Regions from separate parts of the Homo sapiens genome. Here regions 1, 3, 4 and 5 are each linked to region 2. Evidence: chromatin contacts called from ENCODE Hi-C or POLR2A ChIA-PET data. All regions are on one chromosome and are shown on one strand. Each heading gives the region's core, a stretch centred on a gene start or an enhancer-like site at or near the end of the contact. The rest is flanking DNA. Distances are from core to core; before and after follow the strand shown. Region 1 overlaps PRR7 (proline rich 7, synaptic). Region 2 holds the start of UIMC1 (ubiquitin interaction motif containing 1). Region 3 holds the start of PDLIM7 (PDZ and LIM domain 7). Region 4 holds the start of DBN1 (drebrin 1). Region 5 holds the start of GRK6 (G protein-coupled receptor kinase 6).

Region 1 (2,823 bases), core at 72-2,571, 450 kb after region 2:
GCTCCTGAAACCCTTTGGCCCCGGGACTGCGGATGGCGAATCTCTCGTTCGGACTCAGAGCTGGAGTCCGTCCTTCGCGCGCCCCCTGCTGGCCCGCCTCGGCTCCCCTCGGCGCCCGGGCTCCGCGGCGGCGGCCGGGGCTCAGATCGGGGAAACCCTACCGGGGAAACCTCGAGGCGTGACGTCACCCTCCTCGGTGACGTCACCGGGCCCCCGGGGAGCGCGAGGTTCCCACGGAGGAGGCTTTCCCCGGACTGCGCAGGGCGCGGGCGGGGGCCGGGAAGTCGTTGGGGGCCGCGGCGCGCCTTCACTGCGCCCCGTGTCTGCCCTACAGGTCCCGCGCGGCCCCGGGTGAGGCACGCCCGCGCGCCCGCCGGCGCCATGGGAAGGAGCGGGCGCCGCTGCTGTCCCCCGCCGGCGCGCGCACGACTTGAGACCTGCCACGGGCAGCCCCCGGCCGCGGGTCCCCGAGTGACGCTGGCGGCACCTGAGAGTGTGGCGCGGGCCCGGGGCCACGCAGCGGAGCCCAGTGTCCAGTGAAGCGTCTGAGGACCCGCCGCCCGTGCCGCCGCCATGGTGATGTCCCAGGGCACCTACACGTTCCTCACGTGCTTCGCCGGCTTCTGGCTCATCTGGGGTCTCATCGTCCTGCTCTGCTGCTTCTGCAGCTTCCTGCGCCGCCGCCTCAAACGGCGCCAGGAGGAGCGACTGCGCGAGCAGAACCTGCGCGCCCTAGAGCTGGAGCCCCTCGAACTCGAGGGCAGTCTGGCCGGGAGCCCCCCGGGCCTGGCGCCGCCGCAGCCACCACCACACCGTAGCCGCCTGGAGGCGCCGGCTCACGCGCACTCGCATCCGCACGTGCACGTGCACCCGCTGCTGCACCACGGGCCCGCGCAGCCGCACGCGCACGCGCACCCACACCCGCACCACCACGCGCTCCCGCACCCGCCGCCTACGCACCTGTCGGTGCCGCCACGGCCCTGGAGCTACCCGCGCCAAGGTGAGTACCGACCTCCGCCAGGGGGCGATCCGGGCCGCCGGAAGTGGGCGGGCGTTGGAGGGCTCGCTGCTTACCCTCAGGGCTTCCATCCGCAGCCTCCGGGAGAACACGGGCGGCGGCGGGCTCGGGTTCGGGCTAGGGCTGGGGCGCGGGCGGCCCCTGGCCGGGGCCTCTGCGAGAGGCTGGGAACCGGCGGCCTCACCTCCTCCGACCGCCTCCCACTCCGCAGCGGAATCGGACATGTCCAAACCACCGTGTTACGAAGAGGCGGTGCTGATGGCAGAGCCGCCGCCGCCCTATAGCGAGGTGCTCACGGACACGCGCGGCCTCTACCGCAAGATCGTCACGCCCTTCCTGAGTCGCCGCGACAGCGCGGAGAAGCAGGAGCAGCCGCCTCCCAGCTACAAGCCGCTCTTCCTGGACCGGGGCTACACCTCGGCGCTGCACCTGCCCAGCGCCCCTCGGCCCGCGCCGCCCTGCCCAGCCCTCTGCCTGCAGGCCGACCGTGGCCGCCGGGTCTTCCCCAGCTGGACCGACTCAGAGCTCAGCAGCCGCGAGCCCCTGGAGCACGGAGCTTGGCGTCTGCCGGTCTCCATCCCCTTGTTCGGGAGGACTACAGCCGTATAGAGGGGCGCCCGGCGCCCCGGGCCCCACCGGCGGACTCCTGGCCTGACTGCGGGGCTTTTTAAATGCTTCCCTGGACTGCGGGGAGGGGCGGGGGGAGGGAGGGATTTCTTATCCCGTTTGTTACATTTTGAGGATAATAAAGGTGTGTGATCTGGTTTGGTACAAGCGGAGGGTGCACCGGCTGCTTTCGCCCAGGGTTCTGTGTGACCAGACAAGCCGGGGCCTTGGCGGGAAGGACCCTCAACGTGCGTTTCCGCCACAACAGAACCTAAGGGTACAGCACTAAGTCTAAGACCAACCCTTCTCCGGTGGTTGTAGGTGCCAAGCGGCTTCCCCTGGGAGCCTTAGCCCCTAGCACCGCCCCCCCACCCCGCCCCCGCCTGGCGGGCCTTGGAATTAGGGTGAGGACGCCCCCTGGTGGCAAGGAGGTGCTGCGGCCTCGGAGGTGGGAGGAGTTGGGAACCTGGGTCAGGGCAGGCGGCAGCCCGAAGGGATCTGGATTTCTTTATTAACAGACATGAGCACGACCCGTTACAGAAGTTTGTGCTTTCCAAAAAAAAAAAAAAAAAAAAAAAAAAAACAGTTACTAAACGTGAAAAAGGAACCCAAGCAAAGAGGAAGGAGTTGGGGAGGGGCCACCAAAGCCCCTGGGCCCCATCCATAGCCCTGACCTGAACCGCGCCTAGGGCCTCCAACCTGGGACCTGCCCGGCAGGAGACGGGGGGTAGCCGAGGGGCCCCAGCTGGGCCTGCTACTTCCTTTGGGCCAGACAGGAAGGGGTCAAAAGAAGGGCGGGGAGGGGGTCCCAGGGAGCCAGAGCCCACGAGCCATTTATTGCCATGTTTTAAAATTCGTGCAAAATATCTGAAGCCCTGGACAGAGAATACAAAGTGATATTTTCCCAAGAAACATAAAACTAGGAAAAGAGGTGGGGGACATTTTCCCACCAGAGCTCCCCCCACGCCAGGCCCCAAGCAGGGTGAGGCCTCCAACCCGGCCAGCTGAGCAGGGAGGACTAAGAGCTACAATCTGGACCAGGGAAGGAGGGGTGGAATTTGCAACAGCGTCTCAACTACCAACGAGAGGAAAGCCAGTCAACTGTACAAGTCTCCTATCAACTTTTTAAAAAAAGAGAAAAGCTGTAAAAGTCAGGCCCTGTGGGTAGGGAAGCGGCCAAGTCCCCAGCCAGGGCCGGA
Region 2 (2,700 bases), core at 197-2,696:
TCAAAGTGCTGGGAGTATAGGAGTGAGCCACCAGGCCCGTCGACCAAGCGCTCTAATAACTAAATACAATGAACTTATTTCCGTAATTTTTGTAAAAAGGTAAATGCATACCTACACACGCATACATCCCTGATACTTCATTTTCCATTTTTTCAGTTTATATTCAGCCTCAGTTTAGGACAAGTGTGTAACAATACAATCCAAACACTTTAGTATCTAGTATCACAACAACTCTGCGTCGTAGGTATTCATATCACGATGTTCCACATGAGGAAACTTAACGCAAACAGCGGATAAGCTGGTAAAGGGCTGAGAGTTGAAGCTGAATGTATCTGATTCCAAAAACACACTTTCATTCGACTACAAGGCACTGCCTCCCTTGACAGGAAAACAATAAAGACAGAAGCATAAACTTTTCACTTTTTCCGGGTGTCATTTCTATATCTCGGTGCGATGTAGTGATTAAATGAAAGAACACTGGAGTCCAGCTGCTGGGATTCAAATCCAGCTCCACTACTGCCCGGGACTCGCGCCCCGTTAACTGAGCGGCAGGGCACCAGCCCGCCGGCTGTGGCGCTCGAGAAGCCTGCGGCGCTGCCTAAGCACCTGGAAACGCGCCGGCCCTGCGGGGGCGAAATCGTCTAGGACGATAGGGATCTCCAAGGAGTGCGCTGGGGGTTATTTTCGGGGCAAATAATTAGAGAAAACGAGGATCACACAACAAAACAGCAACCCGGCACGGGAAGGAGCGCGGGCCTGGCGCCCCGAGGCGTGAGGCGGCGCGGACCACGGCTGAGGGAGCTCGGCGCTCGCCCGACGCCCGGGAGGATGCAGGCCGCCCCCCAGGTGTGAAAGGGACCCGCCCGGCAACCGAAGGTGCAAAGCCCAACCTGGCGTTCCGAGGGGCCCTGCGTGGCGTCAGGGGAGACCCAACCCGCGTCCCGAACCCACCTCAACCTTGGGAAGGACCCAGCCCCGGCATCTGGAGAAGCCCAACCCGGCACCAGTAATGGCCGGTCCCGGCGTCCGGAATCCGCCCCGGAATCGGGAGGGTCCCAGCCCCGCATCCCGAGCCCACTTCGGCGTCCGGAGGGACCCACCCCCGACTTCGGCAAGGCCAGCCCCGGCGTCCGGAGCCCACCCCCGCGTCGCGAGAGACACACCCCGGCATCAGGAAGGGCCGCCCCGGCGTCGGGAGAGGCCTACCTTGGCGTCGGGAAGCGCCCCTCCCGGAGAGTAGCGGGCCGCGGACCCGCTGAGGAAGAAAAGGAGGCAGGGAGGGGTGGGCGGAGCTGTGCGCAGGCGGCGGGTACTCACTCGCTGGCGCAGGCCGCTCTGTAGACCTTCTCCGGGTTGCCGGGGGTCGCGAGCCGCCACACGTTGGGAGCGCGGGGGGAGGGGGAGGGGCGCGCGCGTCCGATGCCAGAGACACGCTCTCGGGGCGGGCGCAGGCGCAGCGCGCGGAGACTTAACCAACCCCCGCCGCGGGGGAGCCATCCGGGACGTACCAACTGCGCGGGAGGCGCTGACCGCCCGTGAGCCGGCTCGCACCTTGCGCGGTCTCAGTTGCTTGCGCTTTGGGGGAAAGCAAGGAGTAACAACAGACTCAGAGATAGCTGTGGGGCAAAATGTATAGAACGGCCACTTTTGAGGACAATTCCGTGTGATGAAATTTAAAATGTCCATTTTATGACCCAGCAATTTCACGTCTAGAAAAATACGGAAATGCCGGGTGCGATGGCTCACGCCTGTAATCCCAGCGCTTTGGGAGGCAGAGGCGGGCGGATTACCTGAGGTCGGGAGTTCGAGACCAGCCTGGTCAACATAGAGAAACCCCTTCTGTACTAAAATACAAAAATTAGCCAGGCGTGGTGGCGCGTGCGTGTAATAACAGCTACTCAGGAGCCTGAGGCAGGAGAATCGCTTGAATCCGGGAGGCGGAGGATGCAGTGAGCCCAGGTCACTGCCACTGCACTCCAGCCTGGGCAACAGAGCGAGACTCCGTCTCAAAAAAAAAAAAAAAAAAAAAGGGAAAGAAAGAAAAGAAAAATACAGACACTCCTACAGGTGTGCACAAGACATGTTCAAGGAGGCCAGCTTCCTGGCGGAAAATGTGAACAGCAGAAATGTCCAATAAGTCTCGCATAAATAAAACACCAAATGTCCCTACAGTGATATACTACAACAAATAAAACAAAGGAATCCTATATGTGTCAACATTTGCTAGGTCACAACTACTTAAGTTATTGAAATAGCGACATGCCAACAAATATGTACACTGTGAAATGATTTATATAAATTTAAAAATAGGTAAATTAGAACAGTATATACTGTTTACAGAAAATCTATGTGTGTAAAAGTATATAAGATGAACTAGATGGATACCATGGTAATGGTAAAGGGGTGAAAGAAGGAGTAGCGGAAAATGTGGGGAGAAGCAAACAGGACTTCAGATAGATCTGTCATGATTTCTATTAAAAAGAAAGACCTGGCCAGGCGTGGTGGATCACGCCTGTAATCCCAGCACTTTGGGGGGCCAAGGTAGGCAGATCACTTGAGGTCAGGAGTTAGAGACTAGCCTGACCAACATGGTGAAACCCCATCTCCACTAAAAATACAAAAATTAGCTTGGCGTGGTGGTACATGCCAGTAATCCCAGCTATTCGGGAGGCTGAGGCAGGAAAATCGCTTGAACCTGGG
Region 3 (2,788 bases), core at 157-2,656, 490 kb after region 2:
CGGGTACAGTGCAGGGCTGGAGAAGCCTGGGTGCTCCCTCCCAGTATCCACCTCATTGGGAGTCCTTGTGGCAGGCAGGTACCACTACATCTCCGGACCTAGACATCTCCTGGCCTGCTGGCCCCTGACCAGCTCCTGTTAGGACTCCCCCCATCACCCTCTGGAGACCTAAGCACCGAAAGACCGCTGGGGGAGCCCCCTCCCCAAACCTAGGCTCACCCGGGAAATGGAGAGGGGCACATTGAAGTCCTTGCCCCCTTGCAGCCGGAAGCCCCAAGGTGCTGGCCCCTCCAGCACTACTTTGAAGGAATCCATGATGCCGGCTCCTGAGAGGAGAGAAGAGAAGGTGAGTGGCCAGCATGGTGGGCGGGCAGGCAGGCAGGCCGGGCCAGCTCAGGATACCAGCCTTGGACAGGGGCCAGGCAGGCACGGGCAGCCCCTGAGCACGCCCAAGCCATAGGAGGCAGGTATTTTGTCAGGCTGGCCTGGGCTGCTGGCTGGCGGACCTCACTTTGGAAAGACAGGAGCAGCCCCCCTCCCCTTGGGACTGGAACGGTGAGGGGTGCCTGAATCCAGGCTTGAGGTTCTTTGCAACCAGGGGTGGGCCGAGGGACTAAACTGGCGCGGCCTCCCCCCAAGCCAGCCTGGAGCCTCGGGCGGCCGGGTGAGTCAGGGGCCGGCTCTCCTCTCCCCCGCCCCCAGGTCCCGGCAGGCAGGCCGCGGCTGGAGCCTGCTCGGACTATATAAGGCGTGTAAGCTGACACTGTGCGGAGAGCCAGCGGAGGGAGCACACGGGGGCTTGGGACGCGAGGGGGGGGGGAGGGGAGGGGAGGGGAGGGGAGGGGAGGGAGGCGGCTGCAGCGGATCCTCCTAGCCATTCCGGGACCAGTCGAGGCTGCTGGGAGCCAGGGCGGGACCCCTGGGTGCTGAAGAAGGGGAAGGCGGGAGTGGGGTGCGGCCCCTGTGGAGACAGATGGGGGCTGGGACCCTCAAGCATAGCTTGGAGGGGGATCCTTCCCCGAGCCCAGTGGGGGGTGGTGCCTCCCACACAGAACTGCTCCCACACCGACGTGACTCAGTTTCCCCTTAGTCCCCCGCCCGGGCCCCATGCATTAGACTGGCCCCGGCCGCAGGAAGCGGCGCAGGCGCCAATCGGCCCCGCCGCAGCCGGCTTAGCGGCAGGAAGGCGGGGGCGGGGGCGGAGGCAGGGGCCAGGGCCAGCGGGAGGAAGCACAGCCTGGACCACGACCCCCAGTGCCCTTTGTGGTCCTCAGCAGGCCCCGGGCGCCCGCCTGGTGCAGCCCAAGACGCCCCGCGCGGTCGTCGATACCTGCTTGGCCCGGCCAGGGCGCTGCTCTGCGTCGGGCTCCAGGGAGCCTCGTTGGGATCGGCCGCCAGTGTTCTGACCCCGCCCCCACAGCCACCCTCCACTTTGAGCGCGCGGACGGGGGCGGGGCACCAGGCCACGCCCTCGTCGCGACCACGCCCACTAGACTTTCTCCGCTGGTGGAAAGCCCCACCCAGCTCTTCCGTCCTGCCCAATCACCAAGTCCCGTCGGGCTTAGAGCTGAGAGGCCTCGCCGACCCGGGCCCTGCAACGGGGCGGAGTCGGGAGGGGGCCGGGGCTGCGGGTCGCCTCCTTAGGGAAGCGCTGCCTCGCCCAGTCCCTCGCACCGCCCGCTGGCGGAGGGAGAGGAAAGCGGACCTTCAAACCAGACCGACCTGGGACATAGTAGTCTCTGAACCTTAGTTTGCTACTCCGAAAAATGGGACGATCATACTCGCCTCGCAGGGCTGCCGCGAGTGTCGGTATCGTAGGCGCAACCCTCGGGGACTGCAGAATCTGTAAATCAGAGGGGCTGGGGGAGACAAGTTGAGGGGGACAGGGGCGTTTAAAGCTAGAGTTGCGCAACGCTCTGCCGAAGGCAGGAAAACAGGGCAGGAGCGGACGCCGGATGTCCCTGCAACCCCGAGCCGACCCGCGCACCGTCGGAAGCGCCGCGTCCCGCTCCACCTTGGCCAGAGCGGACTGCGCCGCCTGGGAGGCGTCCTCAGAGTCCCGGCCCCGCGTTCAGCCCAGGCACTAGGGCCGGCGGCACGGACACTGAGCACATGCGGGTGTCGGGGTGAGGGAAGGGGCGTCCACCCTCCACTCGCTTGGTGGTCCCGGCCCATCACCTCCTCCTAGGACAGAGTCGCTGCAGTTCTCCCCTCTCCATCCACAGTCATCACACCCACCCTGTTCTGCACAAACCGCCGTGAGAGTTCTCGTCGTTAAAGACCTTCTCTTGACCCCACATCCCTCTCCAGCTACTACCCTTTAATTCTCCTCTCGAGAGTAAAATTCCTCCAGGGAGTTGTCTGTTTATCGCGTCTCCACTTGCTTTCCTTCAGTTATCTCTTGAAGCCATGCCAGGCGGGCTCTTGTCCGCACCCGTCCCCTGAGATCTCTCTTCTCAAGGTCCCCTGTGGCCTGGAGGCCATGGGGCCATGGAATCCGTGGTGGTTAAGTTTCATCCTGCCCTGCCTAGGGGCAGCACTGGTCCAGGTTGATCCTTTTCCGCGAAACACCCTTTTTCCCTGGCTTCACAGCTTCCCCCTGCCCCACTGGCCCCTCCTTCCCATCCTCCTCTGCCTCTGGCCTTGGCCATCTGATGTCGCCTCTCTTTATGCTCACCCCCTGAGACCCCGTACTGTCCTGTGGCTTTCAACACCACCTATATGCAAAGGCATCCCATGTTTCATGGCCAGCCTGACCTCTCCCCAGGAACTCTAACTCCATTATCCA
Region 4 (2,700 bases), core at 147-2,646, 470 kb after region 2:
GTCAGAGTCCCCACCTGGCTGCCCTCCCAGTGTGCGGGTGAGGCCAGCCCAAGCGGGGTCCCTCAGACCTGCCCTCCTCTTTGCCTCAGTTTCCTCAAGAAGAACCTGTTCCCATCTGCCAGCAGGGAGAGGAGGCCTAGGAACCAGATGGGCACCTTCCCTAGAAGAAGAGTATTACGGGGGGGTTAAAGGATTCCAGGATGGGGCTGTGAGGAACCCCTCGGTTTCCTTTTTCCACCACCCTGGGCCGCCAGCCCCAGAGCAGGTGGTCCATCCCCTCCCCCAGCTCAGCGGGAGACAACAGCTGGGGGGCGGGGTGAGGGGCGGCCCAGCTCCTCCCCCATCAGGGACCGAGTGCCCCTTGCTGGGGGCCGGTGGATCTGTTCACCCCTTCAGCCGTCTTTGGGGGCTCCCTCCACACTTGTTCTCCAGAGGGCTTCCTCCCAGGGATCTCAGCTGGCCCCTTAGGCAGCTCGGTGCCCCCCAGCCCAGCTGCCTAGTCCCCGCAGTCCCCTTCAGGTAGGGGAGGAGAGCTCACCCCTGCCTCCTCCGCGACCCGCGGCGGTAAGGGAGTCACTTCGCGGTCGCCATGTGGCAGCAAACATCCTTCCACCTCACTCCAGCCCAGGTTTCGGGGGGAGGGCGGCCCACTCCGAGAGGCCCCCCGGTGGGCGGGGCGCCCGGCCCCCAGCCCGCTCCGCTCCTCCCCCGCCCTCGCTTTCCTTTGTGCTGTGGCCGGGCCGGGCTGAGCCGGGCAGGCTGCGCTGGCTCCGCTAGCTCGGTCCCCGCCCCGTCCCCGCCCGGACCTCGCCCGCTCGAAGGTGGCGAAGGTGCCCTTGGCCGCCCCGTGCACACCTGTCCCCCGGGCCCGGGGGGTAGGGTGGGGGATGGGCTCCCGCAGGGCCACGCGGCCCCGGGCCCCACATCGGGACCCCGCGCCTCCGGGCCGCGTCCGGCCGCCGCTCCCACCGCGCGCCTTGGGCCGCCTCCGGGCGCTCGGGGCCCGGCAGTGCCCCGCCTGGCCCGCCGGCCCCTCCCCCGGCGCGCACAAAGGCAGCCCCTCCCGGCCCTCCCGGCCCGCTGCACCATTTCGGGGTCCCCCTCCCTTCCCGGCGGCGGGGCGGCGGGGCGGGAGAGAAACAAAGGCGCGGCGGCGGCGCGGGGACAAAGGGGCCGGGGGCGGGGGCGGGGGGCTCACCAGTCGGCCGCGCTCTCCTCTCGGATCACCTCCTCGTAAGCCGCCAGCAGCTCCAGGCGGTGGCCGCTGAAGCTGACGCCGGCCATGCTTCGGGCCGGACCGGGCCGAACGGACAGACGCGCGGACGGACGGGCGGACGGAGGAGGAGGGAGGGAAAGAGGGAGTCGCCGCCGCCGCCTCGGAGCCTCTGCAGCGTCGCGAGCCGAGCGAGCCAGCGGCCGGGGGAGGGGAGCCGGCCGGCGGGGGGCGGGGGGCGCTGGCTCCGCCCGGCTCGCTCCCTCCGCTCGCTCGGTCCTAGCGCCGCCCCGGCCCGGCCCAGGGGGAGGCCCGCCCCCCCTTCCCGGCCTGCCCCGGGCGCCCCTCACCCACCGCCCCTGCGCGCCGCTCCAGGGCCAGCCCCACCCACGTCCCGAACCCTCACCTGCCCCGTCCGTAACCTCGGCGCTAGCCCTCCTTCCAGCCCCGAACCCAGTCCCGTCCCCACCTCCCCCCGCCCACCCCCCGTCCCAATCCGGTTCCGCCCCACCCATTGCTTCATTGATCTCCATTCCTGGTGCGTCCCACCTCATGTTAAACCCATTTTCATCCCAACCCAGCTCACACAACACCCCACCCCTGGCCCGTCTCCTTTCCCTGAGAGGTCCTTGCCTAGTCTATCCCATCATATCCACTGTCATCTGCATCCCACCCTCAAATCCACCCCAGTTGCTTTCCCATCCCAGCTTCAGCCCCATGCTTAGCACGTGTCCCCCCCAACATGTGTCACGGCACATCTTCAGTCCAACCCATCCCAGTCTCATCCTGATCCCAGTTCCCAATTCCCAACCACAGCCCCCCATCTCGGCTCCATGACCACTTATTCCAGGCCATTCTCAGCCCCTACCCAGCTCATTATCCCTCCATTCCAGGCCTCTCCTCCCCTCCACGCCTGTGCCCTCTCAGATGGGGCCAGCTAGGAGATCCTTTGCATTCTCTCTCAAGCCTCACGCCTCCCAGAGGAGTCCCAAGTAGAGTTCCGGAAGCAGCATCTAACCCCAGACTCCCACGGCAGGGCTCCTCCAAGGACGCTCAGGGCCAGCCTCTTGGCACCTTTATCTCCTAAAGCTCTAAGCACAGAACGGGAGGGGGCCTCAGAAAAGTACCCCCTGCAAGGGAGTGGACACCATGCCAGGGCCTTCCAGAACTCCGTTCCTTGCTAGGTTGGGACCCTGAAACCGTCCACAGCGCTTAGAAGCCTTTTCCACCACTACAAAGCCTCCAACCTCGACCTCCCTGAGCAAACTTCACCTGGTCCCAACCGCACCGCGGAGGAGGAGGTGGTTCTAGCCAGGCCTCCGAGTTCTGCGTTGGGTAATTGGCTATGCCAAGAGAAGGAGAGCAGGGCTGCCTATGTGGCAGTGTTCCTGGCGCTTTGGAGTTGGGAGAACCCTCTTAAAACTCAAAATACTCACAGGCCCCTGCCTTGGGAAGTCAGTGCCCACTATGTCTAGGGACCACAGGCC
Region 5 (2,734 bases), core at 72-2,571, 420 kb after region 2:
TGGGCCCAGAAGCTGCGGACGCCTTCTCCTATTCCCTGAACACACCACTTAGTCTGGCTTAGAGCCTCTGCGTTTGCTGTTGCTTCTACTGGATCCGCTCAAATGTCACACCCTGAGAGTGTCACACACTCTCTTAACGTCCGAAGAGCAGTTGTCACTCTCTGAAACCATCTATTTGTTTATTTACAGAATAATTACCTTTATCTCACCCTGCCCTCACTTGCTCCCTCCACTTCTAGCAAGTAAGCAGGGAGCCTGGCTATCTTGCTGCCATCACTGTGTTCTCCAGCACCTGGCTTGGTGCCTGGCACAGAGGTGTTGCTCTGTATTTTCGGATGAATGAATGCATAGGAACTAGAGAAGCCTAGATGGATCCGGCTCTGCCTTACTCGCGGAGTTTGGGCAAGCCTGTTTCCTGCTGCGTGAAGTAGGGGGTGGAGGAAGCGGGGTGTTAAGCTACAAGGTGTTGATTAGCTGTAAGATTTCAGCCTTGTTTTCTCCGTAGTCTTCGGGCTGGAGCCAGCCACTTGACGTCCGGCGCCTCAGCTCCCCACCTGTATAATGGGTGTGAACTCATCCCGAGGTCTAGGGGTGGTAGCGCTGCCTTATAAGGCGGCAGAGGCCGAGGGAAGGCGAGGCCGAGTGGGTGGAGAGAAATCACAACATCCGGCTGCGGGGGCTGGGCGGGGCGCCTGCGGCGACCGGGCAAGAGGTCGGGGAACGGCTGCGAGGCCGCAGCCTCCTCCCTGTCTCTCCCTCTTTCGATGTGCGCCCTCCTGATTGGGGCCGACCCAAGGGAATACGGCCACACAAGTGGACCAAACAAACTCGCTGCCAGCCCGCAGGAGGCCCAGGATACGGAGCGCGTCCCCGACAAAACCCTAGAAAAGCCGTCTGCGAGCCAAAGGCCGCCGGGCCACACCTTCAGGCGACGACCCAATCAAAATGCAGTACTTGAGATGACGGACGTCTTCTTCACCCAATCACATATTCGGCCTCCTGGGCGTGCCCCAGAGTACCCACCTCCATTGTCCCGGCTGAGGGCTCGGCCCTAATTGGCAGTTTGGTATCCTACGAAAGCCTAGAAATTCGAACCTAGGGGCTGAACCCCGCCCTCAGACCAACCAGGAAGAGGTGACGTGATTGGTCCCGCCCCCGTACTTCTTTGAGCGAGTCCCCAGCTGGGGGGGCGGGGGAAAAAATGAAGAGGAAGACTAATGGGAAGACGGCGCGGGGAGCTTCTGCCCGGTGATTGGTCAAATGAGGTAAACAGAGGGCGGGGCAGGGCGGGCCAGCGCCGGGGTGGCCCCCGGGAGGGGGCGGAGAGTGCGCGGCTGGCTGCGGCGGCCGGGGAGGCCGGGGAGGCCGCGGCGCGGTCACTGCGAGCCGAGCCGAGCCGCGCCGAGCCGCGCCGATCGCCATCCGGCCTCGGCACTCGCGCGCGATCCCGGCCGGCGGCGCGGCCCGGCGGGCCAGGCGGCGCCACAGCCCATGGAGCTCGAGAACATCGTAGCGAACACGGTGCTACTCAAGGCCCGGGAAGGTGAGGCGGCCGGGTGGGCGGCCGGGCCCGGGTGCGTGGAGCGCGAGTGCGCTGCGTCTGAGCTCCGCAGGGCTACCCAGCCGTCGGATCCCCTAGGCCCGCGGGCCCTGCGCCTTACACCCCGCCCAGACACGAGCCTTTCCGGCCCGTCGTCTTCCTCCTCCGCACCTGCCCCCGGGATTCGGGGCCCAGGAAGGGGCGGGGGTCAGGCCGCCGCCCTCGCGGCGGGTGGGGGTGAAGGAGTGAAAGAAGGTGAGACGAAGAGGGAAGGGTGGGACCGGAGCCCCAGGAGAGCCTGTCTGAGAGGCAAGCCTCCTCCAGGGGAGAGGTGTAAAGATGCCCCACGTGCCAGGGGCCCAGACCCCAGCACCCTAGCCTAATCCCGCGCAAAGTTGGCGATAGGTAAAGCTGGAGAATGAATAAACGGACCCTCTGCGTAGCACAGCCCACCTGACTTGGGGAAACTCCTGGCCACAAATGCTACTTATAGGACTGCCACTTGCTCCGTGCCTCAGGACACTGAGGGCAGAGGTGAATGGATATTTGCCCTCAGGGAGCCCATGGTCTAGTGGGGCTAGCGGACACAGAAAGAAGTGGGAGCAGAGCATGCTGCTCTGTCAGTATTGTAAGCTCAGAGGTCTGGCTGGGGAAACCAGTCTGGTGGACCGAGTGTGTGTGTAGCTCCTCGTGGCTCCCACCCCAGATGTTATCAGGCACTTGCTCTGTGCAGGTCCTGGGAGACACAGAAGGACCAGATCGGGTCCTCACTGCCTTGTGGTCAGTCTGCCCCCACCTGCCACACTCCACCTCAGTAACATGATCACTGACCACCCACTCTGCCCCACCTTTTCCAGGGTGCTGGGGAAGCAGCAGTAAACAAGACCCATCTTTTTGGAACTCCAGGGCAAGGAGGGAGATTGTGACAGTTTTTCCACCCTTTGCTGGGCTTCCAGGCTTAAAAAGTCATCTGCTTCACCTTTCTACCATATTTTACATGTGGGAAGCTGAGGCTCAAACCAGGGATTAGCATCAGTCACACAGCAAGATTGTGATTGACTCGGGCCTAAGACACAGGATGACCGGCACAGTCTATAGGAAGCCCAGAGGAACTTTCAGCTGGGTGCTACACCTGGCACCCCGTGCCCACCAAGTGCTCTGGCGAGGTGCAGCCCAGAAATGGCATGGCAGGCT

Evidence for each region. Hi-C counts contacts between places; a loop is a spot of excess contacts on that map. ChIA-PET counts read pairs that join two places held with the same protein, here RNA polymerase II (POLR2A). Pooled maps may share reads with other maps.
Region 1: a loop to region 2 is called in a pooled map, with 5 times the contacts of the local background. The contact joins the enhancer-like site here to the promoter of UIMC1 in region 2. A Hi-C loop is called at or near these places in 1 of 168 maps with a recorded cell type or tissue (lower leg skin) and 8 of 50 pooled maps. POLR2A ChIA-PET finds 5 or more read pairs at or near these places in 1 of 52 experiments (OCI-LY7).
Region 3: a pooled map shows a loop between it and region 2 (4-fold over the local background). The contact joins the promoter of PDLIM7 here to the promoter of UIMC1 in region 2. A Hi-C loop is called at or near these places in 7 of 50 pooled maps. POLR2A ChIA-PET finds 5 or more read pairs at or near these places in 4 of 52 experiments (BJ, Panc1, WTC11 and 1 more).
Region 4: a loop to region 2 is called in a pooled map, with 4 times the contacts of the local background. The contact joins the promoter of DBN1 here to the promoter of UIMC1 in region 2. A Hi-C loop is called at or near these places in 1 of 168 maps with a recorded cell type or tissue (lower leg skin) and 1 of 50 pooled maps. POLR2A ChIA-PET finds 5 or more read pairs at or near these places in 2 of 52 experiments (OCI-LY7 and endothelial cell of umbilical vein).
Region 5: a loop to region 2 is called in a map of OCI-LY7, with 6 times the contacts of the local background. The contact joins the promoter of GRK6 here to the promoter of UIMC1 in region 2. A Hi-C loop is called at or near these places in 1 of 168 maps with a recorded cell type or tissue (OCI-LY7), 2 of 37 single-sample maps with no recorded cell type and 10 of 50 pooled maps. POLR2A ChIA-PET finds 5 or more read pairs at or near these places in 2 of 52 experiments (both WTC11).

What each region holds. Positions count from the first base shown.
Region 1 is chr5:177,454,495-177,457,317 of GRCh38, forward strand. It overlaps PRR7 (proline rich 7, synaptic), which reads left to right. Exons shown (of 4, transcript NM_030567.5): 3 at 335-1,000; 4 at 1,230-1,792. The coding sequence starts at 574. The coding sequence ends at 1,627. DBN1 (drebrin 1) reads right to left here. Exons shown (of 15, transcript NM_001363541.2): 15 at 2,116-2,823. Among named protein-coding and RNA genes, the nearest start is that of PRR7-AS1, 8.0 kb to the left of the region's middle. RefSeq lists enhancers at 1-566, 814-1,108, 2,673-2,823 and silencers at 1-580, 30-261, 771-1,320, 1,411-1,550, 1,921-2,120. Within about 2 kb of position 1,322, at least 39 of the 41 ENCODE cell types and tissues checked have a DNase peak (open chromatin) inside an H3K27ac peak, as active enhancers do; they include OCI-LY7, where a contact is called at or near this core.
Region 2 is chr5:177,005,333-177,008,032 of GRCh38, forward strand. UIMC1 (ubiquitin interaction motif containing 1) reads right to left here and starts at 1,447. Exons shown (of 15, transcript NM_001199298.2): 1 at 1,318-1,447. RefSeq lists silencers at 653-702, 1,073-1,462, 1,473-1,572.
Region 3 is chr5:177,496,198-177,498,985 of GRCh38, forward strand. PDLIM7 (PDZ and LIM domain 7) reads right to left here and starts at 1,407. Exons shown (of 13, transcript NM_005451.5): 1 at 1,331-1,407; 2 at 220-326. The coding sequence starts at 315. RefSeq lists enhancers at 59-800, 2,013-2,062, 2,281-2,788 and silencers at 603-682, 1,093-1,802.
Region 4 is chr5:177,472,238-177,474,937 of GRCh38, forward strand. It overlaps DBN1 (drebrin 1), which reads right to left and starts at 1,397. Exons shown (of 15, transcript NM_001363541.2): 1 at 1,199-1,397. The coding sequence starts at 1,284. RefSeq lists enhancers at 255-758, 759-1,260 and silencers at 409-595, 515-884, 915-1,114, 1,195-1,574, 1,585-1,634.
Region 5 is chr5:177,425,355-177,428,088 of GRCh38, forward strand. It overlaps GRK6 (G protein-coupled receptor kinase 6), which reads left to right and starts at 1,322. Exons shown (of 16, transcript NM_001004106.3): 1 at 1,322-1,543. The coding sequence starts at 1,492. RefSeq lists enhancers at 406-575, 996-1,535 and a silencer at 1,246-1,895.